Linked DNA regions of Homo sapiens: region 2 is linked to region 1. Evidence: chromatin contacts called from ENCODE Hi-C or POLR2A ChIA-PET data. All regions are on one chromosome and are shown on one strand. Each heading gives the region's core, a stretch centred on a gene start or an enhancer-like site at or near the end of the contact. The rest is flanking DNA. Distances are from core to core; before and after follow the strand shown.

Evidence for each region. A loop is a pair of places that touch in the nucleus more often than their neighbours do. ChIA-PET counts read pairs that join two places held with the same protein, here RNA polymerase II (POLR2A). Pooled maps may share reads with other maps.
Region 2: POLR2A ChIA-PET joins it to region 1 with 25 read pairs in PC-9. The contact joins two enhancer-like sites. A Hi-C loop is called at or near these places in 3 of 168 maps with a recorded cell type or tissue (ascending aorta, cardiac septum and dorsolateral prefrontal cortex) and 8 of 50 pooled maps. POLR2A ChIA-PET finds 5 or more read pairs at or near these places in 8 of 52 experiments (CD4-positive, alpha-beta T cell, H1, HEK293T and 5 more).

Annotation. Positions count from the first base shown.
Region 1 is chr17:79,768,633-79,772,416 of GRCh38, forward strand. No RefSeq gene overlaps it. Among named protein-coding and RNA genes, the nearest start is that of CBX2, 7.6 kb to the right of the region's middle. Within about 2 kb of position 1,604, at least 2 of the 41 ENCODE cell types and tissues checked have a DNase peak (open chromatin) inside an H3K27ac peak, as active enhancers do; they include PC-9, where a contact is called at or near this core.
Region 2 is chr17:79,849,762-79,853,545 of GRCh38, forward strand. No RefSeq gene overlaps it. Among named protein-coding and RNA genes, the nearest start is that of CBX4, 12 kb to the left of the region's middle. RefSeq lists an enhancer at 472-1,671. Within about 2 kb of position 1,855, at least 7 of the 41 ENCODE cell types and tissues checked have a DNase peak (open chromatin) inside an H3K27ac peak, as active enhancers do; they include PC-9, where a contact is called at or near this core.

The DNA of each region.
Region 1 (3,784 bases), core at 354-2,853:
TCTTTACGGGTGTAGTGGCGCATGCCTGTAATCCCAGCTGCTCGGGAGGCTGAGGCAGGAGAATCACTTGAACCCGGGAGGTGGAGTTTGCAGTGAGCCAAGATCGCACCACTGCACTCCAGCCCGGGCAACCAAGCAAGACTCTGTCTTAAAAAAAAGAAGAGGATGGCCGGGCGTGATGGCTCACGCCTGTAATCCCAGCACTTTGGGAGGCCGAGGCAGGTGGATCATAAGATCAGGAGATCGAGACCATCCTAGCTAACACAGTGAAACCCCATCTCTACTAAAAACATACAAAAAAAATTAGCCGGGCATGGTGGCGGGCGCCTCTAGCCCCAGCTACTTGGGAGGCTGAGGCAGGAGAATGGTGTGAACCCGGCAGGCAAAGCTTGCAGTGAGCGGAGATCGCACCACTGCACTCCAGCCTGGGTGACAAAGCGAGACTCCATCTCAAAAAAAAAAAAAAAAAAAAGAAGAGATAAGATGAGGACACAGATGTGCACAGAGGGACAACCCTATGAGGACGCAGGGAGAAGACACCGTCTACAGCCAAGGAGAGAAGAAACCAACCCTGCCCACATCTTGATCTAAAACTTCCAGCCTCCAGAACTGTGAGAAAATTAACTTCTGGGAGCCCCTAGAAGGGCTCCCAGGGCATGGAACTTTGTTGTGGCAGCCGGAGGAAATACACGACGGGAATAGCCAGTGCCCCATCCTGCAAGTCTAGGAAATTAAGAATCTTCCACTCATTTAACACAATCCAAGCAGTGCTAGGCTCAGTGGCTGCTAAACTGTTTTCTGATCTTGCCCTCTGGAGAGGGTACAAATGACCCCCAAAGTGGCCACAAATTCTTCCAGATCCTGTATGGTCACTCATTTGCTACTCCTCTGGTCAAGAGGTTGGAGTTTACCTCACATGGCTTCCATGCAACTTGCTGTGGCCCCTGGGACGTCAGCAAACATGGGACCCCAGCTTCCATTGGAACCACCGAAGAAAGGATCCACGCTGGCCTGCTGCAGACAGACAGCCCCGCCAACAACCAGCACCAAGCACCAGCCACGCAAGAAAGGCCATCCCAGGCCATCCAGCCCCAGCCAAGCCGAAGCCATGTGAGTGACGCCGGCATGACCAGCAGGAGCACTGAGGAGCTGAGCCCAAGGATGATCCGTCAGGCTAAGGTGTTCTCCCCGGCTAGGCCACAGCCCCCAGGTACTCAGGCAAACGCAAATCCAGTCGCTGCTGTGACTTGAGGTGAAGGAGCTTACCCCGAATAATCTGGGTGGGTCTGATCAATTCATTGAAAAGAAGCAACTCCGCCTGTGGACCGCAGCGCCAGCTCCTGTCTGAGTCGCCCCGGCTGCCTCTGAGGAAGGCTTGCTCTGCAGTTTGGGACTCGCCTCACCAGACCCCACCATCACATCAGCCAGTGCCTTCAGTAAATCTCTTTGAATGCTGATATTTCTATCTATTGGCTGTTTCTCTGGAGCACCCCGTGGTCTAGGTTGGGCTGGGGGTTCTGCTAGTACTTTTGTCATTCCCTTTGCTTTCCTGTGGCTGGAGACTGTGCTTTGTCATCGTTGCTGGCCCAGTTCCTGCCCGCCCTTCTCCTCCAGGGCATCCTACAAATGTCCTGTGCCACCACCTCTCATAGCGCTGCCAGGAGCAGTGTGAGAAGGACTCATGACCACGCCTCAATCCTGAATTCCCCTCGCCCGTTCCTCTCTGGATGCAATCTCACTACTTTGTCTTACTTCCCCTGCTTCAGAGGGCTGAGATTCGCCATCCTGGGGGGCACATGTCCCCATAAGCAGCATTCACACAGGACAGGGGCCTCTAAAGGCAGTGACCGCAGGATGCAACTTGTACTGAACCCAAAGAAATATGAATGTGAGGCCGGGCACAGTGGCTCATGCCTGTAGTCCCAGCACTTTGGGAGGCCGAGGTGGGAGGATCACTTGAGGTCAGGAGTTTGAGAGCAGCCTGGCCAACGTGGTGAAACTCCATTACTAAAAATATAAAAATTAGCTGGGCGTGGTGGTGTACGCTTGTAATCCCAGCTACTCGGGAGGCTGAGGCAGGAGAATCACTTGAACCCAGGAGGCAGAGGTTGCAGTGAGCTGAGCTAGCACCACTGCACTCCAGCCTGGGCGACCGAGCTAGACTCCATCTCAAAAAAAAAAAAAAAAAAAGAAAAGAAAAAGAAATATGGGGAGGGATAGCTTTAGGAGATATACCTAATGCTAAATGACGAGTTAATGGGTGCAGCACACCAGCATGGCACATGTATACATATGTAACTAACCTGCACATTGTGCACATGTACCCTAAAACTTAAAGTATAATAATAATAATAAAAAAAAAAGAAATATGAATGTGAGGTCAGTGGCAGCCTTTCCTGCTGATGCAGCAGGGACATGGAAAGTACAAGGTTTCAGCTTCAAGGAGGAATATCCTATAAACGTGCCTCAAAAGACAGTAGCCATCCCTGCCAGCATCAGGAGCCCATTCTTTCCAAATACACAGAGTCCAGCGAGGACACGCCAGGCCATAGGAGCTGAGGCTGCCAAAAACGCTTCTGTGCCTTGTGAGTTAAATTAACATCATTTCGGTGCACAGTGGCTCACACCTGCAACCCCAGCCCTCTGGGAGGTGAAGGCAGGAGGATCTCTTGAGCCCGGGAGTTCAAGACCAGCCTGGGCAACACAGTAAGACCCCCAATTTCTATAAAAATAAAAATAGTAGCCAGGTCTCGTGGCACACCTCTTGTAACCCCAGCTACCTTGGAGACTGAGGCAAGAGGATCACATGAGTCCAGGAGGTCAAGGCTGTGGTGAGCTATGATCACACTACTGCACTCCAACCTGGGCAACAGAGCAAGATCCTGTCTCCAAAAAAAAAAAAAAATTAGCATCATGGCTGGGTGCAGTGACTCACGCCTGTAATCCCAGCACTTTGAGAGGCCAAGGCGGGTGGATCATCTGAGCTCAGGAGTTCGGGACCAGCCTGGCCAACATGGCAAGACCCCGTCTGTACTAAAAAATATAAAAATTAGCCAGGCATGGTGGCGCGTGCCTGTAATCCCAGATATTCGGGAGGCTGAGGCAGAAGAATCACTGGAACCTGGGAGGTGGAGGTTGCAGTGAGCAAAGATCGTGCCACGGCACTCCAGCCTGGGCAATACAGCATTTCTATAGAGAAACTTTTTTTTTTTAATAAATGCTACTCACGGCAGCAGAAGCTAAACACTGGAAACAACTCACCATCTATCAGCCATGGTCTGGTAAATAAACAATAAACTATGCAGCATCCCACCCCAGAATACCGCGGAGAGGTTCAGCAAAGAAAGCAAGGCTCTCCATTGGATGGAGAGTGACCTTCTGGCCATACTGCTAAGAAAAAAGGCCTGGCATGGCTGGGTGTGGTGGCTCACACCTATAATCCCAGCACTTTGGGAGGCGGAGACAGGTGGATCACCTGAGGTCGGGAGTTCGAGGCCAGGCTGAGCAACATGGAGAAACCCTGTCTCTACTAAAAATACAAAATTAGCCGGGTGTGGCGGTGCATGCCTGTAATCTGAGCTATTCGGGAGGTTGAAGCAGGAGAATCGCTTGAACCCAGAAGGCGGAGGTTGCAATTAGCCGAGATCGCGCCATTGCACTCCAGCCTGGGCGACAAGAGTGAAAACCCTGCTCAAAAAAAAAAAAAAGGCCCGGCACAGTGCAGCCTGTGGTGGCGTGCCACCGTGCCTGTGATAGAAAGAAACGAGCAGGAGGGCAGCTATGA
Region 2 (3,784 bases), core at 605-3,104, 81 kb after region 1:
CGTGAGAGTTTCCCAATTCCCTGTGAGCCCCAGACAAGGGTGGTGGGGCCTTTCGCTTCACAGGGCAAAATGAAAATGTGGGGCTCCTTGATTAATAATTATTAACAATTTCAAGGTGTTGGACCATGCCACCCACCTGGGGCCATTCTGATCTCAGGGCCCCATGGGTCTGTGCAGGTCCCATGTGACAGGCCCTGTCCCCTCCTCTGGCAGCTCACTGGTCTCTGCTGGCTTTCCGTGGCTGTGATTTGGCTCCTGTCTCGTTTCTGCTTCCCTCTGGGTCCTTTGGCTTCCAGTGCCCCCTCCCCCAACAGACCAGCTCATTCCAGCAACCAGAGTCCTCCCAGGCTGAGAGCTGTCCCGTTAATCCTCGTCATCCCTGTTGGGGGAAACTAGTGGTGGCCCCAGGGTCAGGTGTCCAGCTGTAGTCAGGATGAGCAGGCTCACGTGGCTGAGGGCGGAGGAGGAGGGGCCTGGAGCAGGCTTTCTGAGCTGAGGCCTCATCAGTCCCCAAGCCTGCTGGGGTGCCCCAGTAGTGGTGTTTGCATGCTCGGTCACCCTCCTCCCAGCTACACTACACGCACCCTTTCTTTTCCTTTTTTTTTTTTCTTTTTTTGAGACAGAGACTCCCTCTGTCACTCAGGCTGGAGTGCAGTGGCACAGTCTTGGCTCACTGCAACCTCCGCCTCCCAGGTTCGAGCAATTCTCCTGCCTTAGCCTTCTGAGTAGCTGGGATTACAAGCGTGCACCACATGCCCAGCTAAATTTTTTTTTTTTTGTATTTTTAGTAGAGAAGGGGTTTCACCATGTTGCCCAGGCTGTTCTCGAACTCCTGGCCTCAGGTGATCTGCCCGCCTCGGCCTCCCAGAGTGCTGGGATTATAGGCATGAGCCACCACACCCAGCCCCTTTTCCTCTTCATCCCATTAAGGTTGCACCTCCCCAGGTCACCAGCAGCTGAGCAACTTACTCATGTGGGAGGAATGCCCCTGCAAGTGGGGTGCACCCCAGTGACTTGCGTGTCAGACTAGATGTGACTCATCTACTTGTCCTAGACAGCCTTGTCTTCAGCTTCGTGTGGGAGCCTCTATGGGCCTTGGGTCCTAATACCTAGTAGAGTCTCTGTTCCTCCCAGCTTGCCCCGTGAGCCACCCAGGCAGAGGTCCAGATCCACGGGGACTGACCTGACAGAACTCTTGGCCATGGCCAGTTAGGACTGTTGAGACAAGTAGGAGCTGGGGCGCTGCACACCTGCTGACTGTCCCTCTGCCATGTGGAAGCAGGAGCATGGTGTGGTAAGAGCCAGACGGACCCAGGCTTCTCCCCGCTCTCCCGCCGGCCACCGGCGTGACTCCGAGCACCAGTGTATTCATCTGCAAAGGGGAGAGGAGACTTTCTAGGCTCAACACCCTAAGAAGTCCTCTGACATCCAAGGCCCTGCCTCATGTGTCCCCGTGACCTCCTGGCTTTCTTTTCCACCCCTCTCTCCCTTATACACTCTGTTCTGGGCACACGGGCTCCTCCACTAATCCTCAAACACTGACTTGGTGTTGCCTCAGGGCCTTTGAACTGACTGTAGCCACCACTTGGAATGTTCTTTCTCCAATAACTGCATGGTTCTTTTTCACTCAAGTCTTTACTCAAATGTCATCTTTGTAATGAGCTGGCCCTGACCACCTGATCACTACGGTCCCAGCCCTGTCCCCACCAACACTCCCAATCTCCTTATTCCTGCTTACATAGCACCCTCACCTCCTTACAGACAGTATCCTCTGGATGTTGATGGTGTTTCCAGCCTGCATCTCCTGTTGGAACATAAGAGCTGCAAGCGTCGGGGCGTGTCCACACCCTTGTCCGACGTGTCCCTGGCATCTGGCACAGTGCCCAGCACGTACCTGTCAGATGAATGTTGAATTAATAGGATTTGTGTGAGGACCGAGTGAGCTCACACAGCCAGATGAAGCTGGTCCACCCGTACGGGCTGGCAAGAGCCGTTGGCCACATTCTCAGACATTTTGTGAACCCGTTGTTGAACCCAGCCATGATTACAAATTAAATGATTGGCATTTACAATTAAATTATGTAAAGAACAACAATAATAAATGCTCACTACTGACTCCTTCCTAGTGATTTCCTCAGATTCACATGTTCCCGGGTTCTTTGTGTCCCCTGTGTGTGGTGGAAAACGCCACGCAGGGGCAGCTGCTGCTGCACATCTCGGCCCAATTCTGCCTTCAGCGCTGTCCTAATGGTAGCTTGAAGCCAGCTATGGCTGGAGCTTTTACTCAACAGAAATTGGTAAACACGACAAATCGTGACTTGATTTTTTCTTTTGTTGATTGTCTATACTTTAGAAAGTGATAGAAAAAAAAAAAAGAAAGTGATGAAAAAGTGTTAATCATGCAGATTAAACTTAAAAGTGTGTCCTGTTGGCTGGGCACGATGGCTCACGCCTGCAATCCCAGCACTTTGGGAGGCCAAGGCGGGCAGATCACTTGAGGTCAGGAGTTCGAGACCAGCCTGGTCAACATGGTGAAACCCCGTCTCTACTACAAATACAAAAATTAGCCGGGTGTGGTAGCGTGGTAGCGGGCGCCTGTAATCCCAGCTACTCAGGAGGCTGAGGCAGGAGAATTGCTTGAACCCAGGAGGCGGAGGTTGCAGTGAGCCCAGATTGCACCACTGCACTCCAGCCTGGGTGACAATAGCGAGACTCCATCTCAAAAAACAAAACAAAACAAACAAAAAAGTGTGTCCTGTTTGTAGCCATTATGTTCTTTTGTTCCTTCTTTTCTTCTTCTTCTTCTTTTTTTCTTTTTTTTTTTTATACAGGGTCTCACTGTGTCACCCAGGCTGGAGGGCAGCGGCAAAATTTTGGCTCACTGTGATCTGCAACTCTCGGGCTCAAGCAATCCTCCCACCTCAGCCTCCCAATTAGCTGGGACTACAAGCGTGCACTTCCATGCCTGGCTAATATTTTTGTATTTTTTAGTACAGACGGGTTTTTGCTGTGTTGTCCAGGCTGGTCTCAAACTCCTGGGCTCAAGTGATCCAGTGGCCTCGGTCTCTCAAAGTGGTGGGACTACAGGCATGAGCCACCACACCCAGCCCATTATGTTCCTAAGAGCACAGGAATGGAGGAAGTAGTATTAAAAAACTATTCCCTGATTTATGAAAGAAGTTCCTGACATCATTATGAACGAGAAGTTTGACCTATTCCTTCGTTGTTTCACTTTCGTTTTACTGGTTAACTTAAATGAAAATACCCACAGCCATTCAAGTCAGAACCACACTCATTTATCAAAGGCAAGCCTGGGCTGGCAACTGATCCCAGAGTTTGGCAAAAAAGCAACAAAAACCTTCTGTGAATCCATCAGTATATGGAGCTTACAATGAAGAGTATCTTCTATTTTATTATTTGTTTATTTATTTTATTTTATTTTTTTGAGATGGAGTTTCCCTCTTGCTGCCCAGGCTGGAGTGCAACGGTGTGATCTCAGCTCACTGCAACCTCTGCCTGCCAGGTTCAAGTGATTCTCCCGTCTCAGCCTCCTGAGTAGCTGGGAATACCGGCATATGCCACCATGCCTGGCTAATTTTGTATTGTTAGCAGAGACGGGGTTTCTCCGTGTTGGTCAGGCTGGTCTTGAACTCCTGACCTCAGGTGATCTGCCCGCCTCGGCCTCCCAAAGTGATGGGATTACAGCCGTGAGTCACCGTGACTGGCCTATTTTATTATTTGTGAATGGCGTGCTATGCATCCTTTATATCTGTAATATTTATTT